2 separate regions of the Homo sapiens genome follow, and region 1 is linked to region 2. Evidence: read pairs that join two places in POLR2A ChIA-PET (ENCODE). Cell type or tissue: GM12878. All regions are shown on one strand.

What was found. ChIA-PET counts read pairs that join two places held together with the same protein. Peaks named below come from ENCODE experiments on the same cell type or tissue, not always from the same donor. Only the 100,000 strongest peaks of a DNase experiment are listed, where the experiment ranks them.
Region 1: POLR2A ChIA-PET joins it to region 2 with 5 read pairs; 3 of 35 experiments call an interaction of 5 or more read pairs at or near these places.

Annotation. Positions count from the first base shown.
Region 1 is chr12:104,532,885-104,536,884 of GRCh38, forward strand. The region is part of intron 1 of CHST11 (carbohydrate sulfotransferase 11); the gene reads left to right. Among named protein-coding and RNA genes, the nearest start is that of MIR3922, 57 kb to the right of the region's middle. In GM12878, no CTCF peak of the experiment used is centred here; no DNase peak of the experiment used is centred here.
Region 2 is chr12:104,470,752-104,474,751 of GRCh38, forward strand. The region is part of intron 1 of CHST11 (carbohydrate sulfotransferase 11); the gene reads left to right. Among named protein-coding and RNA genes, the nearest start is that of CHST11, 16 kb to the left of the region's middle. RefSeq lists enhancers at 2,683-2,822, 2,779-2,948. In GM12878, no CTCF peak of the experiment used is centred here; no DNase peak of the experiment used is centred here; H3K4me3 peaks cover 1,766 bases; H3K27ac peaks cover 2,273 bases.

The DNA.
Region 1 (4,000 bases), 62 kb after region 2:
CTTCCCTCTCATGCAACCCTGTTTAAGTGCTGTTGTGTGTCACTGCCAAATCTTTTTTCTTTTTATTTCCTTTTAGAGATAGGTTCTCGCTATGTTGCCCAGGCTGGTCTTGAACTCCTGGGCTCAAGCAAACCTCCTGCCTCAGCCTCCTGAGTAGCTGGGGCTACAGGCACGCACCACCATGTCTTGCTTCCAAATCTCTTTTCTTGATGAGCTCCCAATTACTCAAACCCCTATACCCTCAACAGATTCCATCACTCTGTTTTATAAATTTCCATGGTATTTTGAACCCACCTCCATGACTGTACTCATCACATCATGCTATAGTTAGTTGTATACTTGATTATCATCCCTTTGGATTCCTGACCAAGACTTGAGGAAGCCAGGGAGCCCTGGGTTGGAAAGAATAGGAAGAAGTGTAATGAACTCGTAAACATGATCAGGTGTTCCCAGCGTCATGGATTCCTTTGTGGTTTTGTACTTGGCCATGCTTTATCTTGGTTGCTGGCATCAAACCTGAAAACACTGGCATTTTGTGAAGCACCTGGGGAAGAACTTATAAGTTTAATTTCCTCTGAGCCTGAAAATATGACCAGGTGAAATGTATGAAGTAGGGATGATTACTAAAATGGAGACTTTTCAAGGCTTATTTTGATGGTTCTTTTGTTTCCTGCCATCTCCCCTTAACCTGGACTTGACAACTAAAAAAATGAATAAATAAATCAATAAATAAATGAGTGGAAGGATTCTCCGCGTGATAATGATTCTTCTGAGCACATTTTCTTCCAAACTGTGCTCCCAGAAGACACTTGGAGTCTTAGATGGTTCATGGATCATTATCACTTGTCGGGGACAGTGGAAACGTAGGAGCTGGTTGCAAGTGCCAATCAATAAGCAATGAAAAGAAGGCACTGTGAAATGGCCTCAGCCAATGGATGTTCAGAGAGACAGAGACAGGCAGCTTTTCTGGATAAGTCTTTTTGGCTGTAGCTCATGTCCCGTTACAAAAATTTCCGTTGGATTGGGCCGAGGCTGGGAAATTGAAGGCATTTATTTAGAATGAAACTAAAATTTACCCCCATCCCCAAATCCTTTCAATGAAATTAAAGTTACTTATAATGAAAGAGAGATCTTGGGTTAGTAGAGATGCATTTTTTAATAGAGAAAGGGAAAACTAAAATGTGGTTTTCTTAAGCCTTTGGCAAGGTTCATGTTGAAATAACAGTTCTTTTTTTCCTTCAACATTGTCAGTGTAATAGTGATATAAAGTTTTATGAATAAATAAATGTATTTAGCAAAATGACATATTTCAGCGATAAATTTGGTTTCTTAGTTCAGAATATTGCTTTGACTAAGGAAGGAGAGTGACAGAATGAATATCAAGGACTCTACCCCTCATTTCCATTTTCTTTGACAGTGTGATATGGGCCACAAATGAAGACCTTGACCCTGAAACCGTCTGTGGTTTCTCTAGCAATTCTCACGACTTAGCCTCTTCCTCCTTCTTCCCTCAGAACCGGGCAAATAGAGCAAGGACAATTTCCCAGCAATATTTTTCCAAGTTGCGGTTAGTCACTTGCTGCTCACGGTTCCCATTTAGTGATTTCGATTTCAATGAACTTTTTGCTTAGTGACTTTTGAATTCGTTCTTATCACATTACAAACACATACCTGAAGGTTGCCAGGTGGATGGATTTCAGTTGATCCCACTGAGAGGGCAGGAGAGGCCACTGTCCTCTTTAATGTTTCCTCCCAGGAAGGAAGGATTCATCATGTAATCCTGTATCGGTGCTGCATGGTTTCTGGTGTGAGTGGTGCCTGGCCTTGAAGCTCTGCTAATCTCCAGACGGCCAGACTGAAGAGCATAATGCATGTGTAGGCTGATTTCTTGGGAGCTTTTGTTTTGATTATTTTCATTTGCATACTGATTTATTAAGCACCAGAATGTAAGGGCTAGAAATCTTTTTATTTCATCTTATTAAGAAGCTCAATTATTCTTTCTTCGCAGAAGCCAAGTTTCTGATTAGCTATACCAACCCCATCTCCATTAGGCAATTTAAGATGTGAATTATACATTTTTTAAAAAGTAGCTAATTATGGTAAAGCCTGACACATTTATATTTCTGTGAAACCCCTGTGGCAAAGATTCTGGCTAGAAGATGACATCATATGGGGTTATAAAATCACTCCTTGTGGAGCTGTTTCTTCATGTTGTAAGAAAACTTGTAAATCTGAAAAGATTGTACTTATGCCTTCTGATCCTCCTTCCCTAGGCCTCACCTGCCCTTTGGAGTCTGTGAGCTGAGTTATGGTGTAGGGACTCCGTCCTTGATATTCTCATAGAGATGCCCTCGTCCTCCTGGATTTCAGGGTGGAAGGAATGGGAATGGTAGGTCAAGTCTGAGACATTGAGGTCTGACGCTGTCTTCCTGTTCAGATGGTAGCTTGTTTTGGGGACCTTTCAGCGGAGTGTCTGTCCTTAGTGCCTCATGGGCTGCCATGCACTGGGTTTTAACTGCAAACTGTTTTAGAATAATCTGGTCTTAATGTCTGGGAGTTCTAATATGTGCATCCCAATGAGGTTCTTAGACCTCAGGGCCAGATCTCACACTGACTCTCTTTGACCATGCTGCATTCCACAGGCAATGTGGAATGTTGCTTACCTCAAGGAACATAAACCTTACATTGTGGAATAGAGGTATTTGCAAATATCTTCTCCTCTCCCATTGCCAGGGTGGCTCAGTGTCTGCTAAAATTGAATCCATATGGGTACACCGAGCAGAAGGGGAGGGCGGAATGGGTGGGAAAGTACATTGCAGTATTTGTTTGTGATGACATTCATTTAACCAGAGCTAACCTCGGAGTTATAAACCAGGGCATTATTTCCTAAACAGTATCATGTATTCATTTGTGGCAGTATAGAAGATTTAATTTATACATGTATTTATGCATAGACATATGAAAGAGATCATAACTCTGGATTCAATGTGATAAAAAGCAGATTCATTCTAGAGTCCCATATACAGTGGATTGTGAAGAACAATCCTTTTTATTATATAACATTTACTTTCCTCTAGGACATCTGTTAGTTCAGCTGTTTTCAATGGTGCATCAGCAACATACAGAGGGGATATGCATTAGAAATGAGGGTGAGACTGTAATTTGATAAAACATATCAATTCACTTTGCTGGTTTTTTCCATACAAAAATACAGACAGCAAAGCAGGACAAGTCTTCTTGCCTGGCAGGGACGTGAAAATGATGGACTGGGAAAGTATCTTCGGGATGAGGGCTCGTAAAGGCTGAGAAATGATGCCTTGGAGCTCATGAGAAATAGTATTTGCTCAAACCCTTTCAAGACAAACTATGACCACTTAATTTACTTTAAGTCTGGTGTTTATGTCATAGACTCAGTATTTAAGTCTAATGAGGCCAACCTCTTCTTCATATAGAACTGCCCATGAGTCGATGCCCATCATTGCTTGGTAAAGACTTCCTACTCAATGTGTGGTCATAGGACCAGCAGTATCAGCACCACAGTTGTTAGATGTTAGCAGTGCAGAATCTCAGGCCTCACTTGTCCATATGATGTACTTGTGTAAATTTTGCATGCCTTTGCTTCATTGTTCTTCCACGTCATCCACAGCAGCCCATGGTAGCATGTCTCATTCTCTTCCTTTGATCGGGAGGAGTCTGGATTTTTGGATCGGATCAGAACTGTGCTCAGCTTGGCTCTGCCTGTCTTTTCATTGCTCTGCCTTGCTTTTCTCTTCTATAAAGTGGAGATACCAACAGCAACCTCACAGGGCTTTTAAGAGAATGTTTATAAAACACTTGGCACAGAGCGAGGCAGATAGAAGATGGTGGTTATTACTGTGATGACAGTGATGTTTATGTCCCATCTCCCCTGGTGGTTGTATGTTCCTTTGAAAGAGCCTCCCTGTCCAGTTCATCTTTCTATTCCTCCAGGCCGGCTTCTCTGTGCCTGGAACATGTTTGA
Region 2 (4,000 bases):
TAGAGAGGTGAAGGAGCCTGCCTAATCGGAAAGCTGGAACAGGATCCTGGCTCAGGTCTAACTGACAGCAAACACTGTACTCTTCACCTCACTAGTATGCCCATCTCCATGTTCTTGGTTTCAGATAATTAGGTCAAGAAGTAATTATTTCATAAAGGCCTTAAGCTCAGCTGTAAACTCTGTAAGTGGGACATTCAATGATAGCCCCTTCTCTTCTTACCCTACACGCTATCCCTGGTGAGCTCATCCTCTCTTGGGGCCTGGGGTATCATCTGTGTTTAGATGACGCTCATGTCTTTCTTCAACTTGGATGTGACCTTGGGTCGAAGTCTAGTTCATGTATTACCTCTTGTGTTACCATCCATCCCCTCTTGGTCAGAATGAGGGGATAGATGTCCTTCCTGTCATCCCTGTGGTACTTTGTGTGTGTACATCTCTAATATTACTCATTCTGATACATTGACTCCTTCAGGGAAGGGGCCATGTCTTGTTTAGCACAATATCCCAACATCTCCAATAGAGCCTGGTACATAATGGTCACTCAGTAACTATTTGCTAAAAGAAGGAATACACTGATGGTAATTGGTCACTAAGAAGAAAATCCCCCTTTTTGGGATAGCGGGTATGGAATTTTCAATGCTGATTTGATTTTCATTTTGATTCTATGGTGAGCTGTCACTTAAGAGAGCCAAGAACAACCCCTTTTATACCATGGCTAAATGTGAACAGCCAAAAAGTGAACAACTGTCAAAGTTGTAGGAATTGCATCACTGTAACCACAAAGGTAATTAAATGTGTCCCAGAAAGGGATCTGCTAATTTGGTTTGCAACGGGAGGGTCTGAGACAAGACTTCTGTAGAGCAACACTGTCCAGTGGAAATACACTGCTGCTGCACACAGAACTAAATCTTCCGGTAGCCATTTTTACATTGAAAAAAGTGAAAAGAAACAGGTGAGATTAATACCTGAAATATTGCAACAGGTACTCAATATTAAAACTCACTGCAATATTTTACATATTTTTGGTACTAAGTCTCCAGAAATCCAATGTGTATTTTTACAGGACATCTAAATTCAGGCTAGCTGCATTTCAAATGCTTACTAGCCATACGTGACTAGGGCTACTGTAATGTATAGTGTAGCTCTAAAGTGTTAGAGAACCTTTTCTACATTGAACTAGGGCTTTTTTTGGTCTCCCCTCACCCTAATTTAAAAAAAAAATTTATGGTGACAGAATCTTGCTCTGTCACCCAGGCTGGAATGCAGTGGCATGATCATAGTTCACTGCAACTTTGACCTCCTGGGCTCAAGGAATTCTCCTCAGCCTCCCAAGTAGCTGGGACTACAGGTGTGCACCATCACACTTAGCTAATTTTTGATTTTTTTTTTCTTTTTTTTTTTTTTGTAGAGACAGGGTCTAGTTATGTTGCCCAGGCTGGTCTCAAATGCCTGGGCTCAAGGGATCTTGCCTCAGCCTCCTGAAGTACTGGGAGTACAGGCGTGAGCCATTGCGCCCGCCCCTTCCATTTTCTTAAGGGGATGTTGTCTTTCCTGGGTTTTAGCTATACCCTTTGGGAATAATATTGATTATCTTAAGGCTCAACATGTTAAATACAAGATATTGGCTGCAAAGTTTTATACACACACACACACACACACACCCCTCTAAAGTCATTTCAGGCCTCTAAGGTATCTTCAGAGTCTTCTAGTTAATCAGTCGCTATCTGAAGCTTGATTGTGCTATTGAGATCTTGACACAGTCTGCCATGTAGCAAGAGCAACTGTTACTAGCTCCATTCTACAGATGAGGCAATGGAGACTCAGAAGGATTTAGGGAATTGCTTAAATTTTGTTTCAAATGGTTCTAATACCAACGTTTAGCTGCAAAGTCTGGCCCAAGGAACATTCATTCTATTAGGGTGGATGTAAACACACATACTTCACTGTCTTATGGGGCCAGATGCGATTGCTGTTACAAAGAGAGACAAACTGTGAAGGAAAGGGAGAGGAGGGTGATTGATTTTGGTGGTGGTGGTGATGGTGGTGGTTGTGGTGGTGGTGGTGGAAGGAAACCTTCCAGGGAAAGTTGAGGTTGGCACCGGGCTCTGAAGGATGAGTAGAAATTTGCTGGCGGAATCTGGGAAGGGAGAGGAAAGACATTCCAGGTGAGGACGCCTGCCAGAGCAGGGAGTGGGGCAGTGAGGAGAGTGATGTCTGGGAATACGGGAGCCCAGGGGTGGAGAGGTGAACCTGGATGGCTCTGAATGCTCTAAAGTTTGAGTTTTATTCTTGGTACCAGGGAGCCACAGAAGGTTTAGTGTCTCCTGTTTTTCAGATGATGAAATTTAAGCTGAATTTAAACTCTCTTGTTTCATTAGAAAGGCAGTAGTTTCAAACTCACTTTCTCAAAATGAACTCGGGGCCATTTGGAAATCGTTTCTATTATCATCATTTAATGGGAGGTAAGATTATTCATGAACGACTAAAGTGCAAAGTAAGAAAGAGCTTAAAGGCACTCTGTAGTGGGATTTGAAACTCCTCTGTTTTGCATTGCTCGGGCCAAAATTATAGGCCATGGAGGTTAAATTTCAGTCTCTCAGTTGCTAATGGTGCCCTAGCTTCACCCTCAGAGGGCTCTGGAAGCAGTGGCAGGAGAAAGGGAAAGTGTGTAAATAGTCGCAGGGAAGAGAGTTTCTTGCTTCAGTGGGAGCTCATGGGTGTATCCGGGTCAGGCTGCAGCTGTTGGGCTGCCCTAGAGATGAGCAGTGAAGGATGGAGAACAAAGTCTGCTGCTTCCTCCTGGAAGCGAGACCCAAGTTCACTGTGTGTGGGGTCTGAGTGCATTGTACCCCTGAAAGATGCCGCCCTGTGTCCTCTTTAAATCAAAAGACTGCCTCTTTTTTTAGGCTCCCCTTCCTGGGCTGTGGGAGAGGGCATGGGGCTATTGTAGAGCTCATACACAATGTAAAAAGGCATCTCTCTGTGGCTTTCACAGTCACTTCTGGGGGCCATTGTGCTTGGTACAAAGCTGAGGGCTGCCTGTATTTTCTCTGCTAGACTGTAGCACTTGACGCCTGTCGATGAATAATTGAGAGCTGGTTTTCTCATAGGGGCATCTCACCACCTTTGATCCCCTTTATTTTCCGTTAAAACATCACCATCATCACCACCACCACCACCACCACCACCGCGACCACTACAACCACGACAGGGAGAACTCTTCCAAAGGCTTAATTGAAAAAGAAACTAATATAATGTAATCACAGATATGCAGCGTGTTTTAAAGGGGGCATGTGGACAGGCAAGCTAAAAGGGTTTCTGGATTTACACTTGCAAACTTATAAAGATTTAGGGATTAGAGATTGGAAGGTCTAATTGAGGTAGTACTTATTATTGGAAGCCTATGCAAAGGTATTGGAATGGGGATTATTTTGCAATTGGAAGAATTAGTGAAATCCTTTAAGAGCGAAGGTTTCATTATATATAGGGTTTTCTGTATAATTTTGCTATTCAAAAATGGAAGTGCAGGTTTGAGATCAGAAACTGAACAGGCAATCTTTTAGTTAATTGTAATAAAACAGCTTTCTTTGGGAGAGTGTGAGCCATCATCCGAACGACAATTATGTGCTTAAAAATATTAACTCGGAATAGTGGCCTTGCTCACTTTAGGATAATCCATTGCATTCAGGAGGGGAGCAGCTCAGGGCTCTTTCTTGGGACTCTGCAGAGAATTCTTTCAAGGCTTATGCTGACTTTGTTTCCTGTGCCTGTAAAAGCAAAATGAGATTTTTAAAAATAAATCCAGGGCTGATAGTAAGTGCCTTCCTGCAAATGAGATTTGAGGGATGTGCAGGATGTTGTCATTGGAAAGTCACAGCAACATTCCTTTTTTATTTTCATGGGAAATAAACAAGGAATGGATTAGGAACACAGAGGTCATTGCTGAGTGTTCGATCTGTTATAAAACTCCAACAAAGTAGAAAGGGCATTGGGTGGGCAT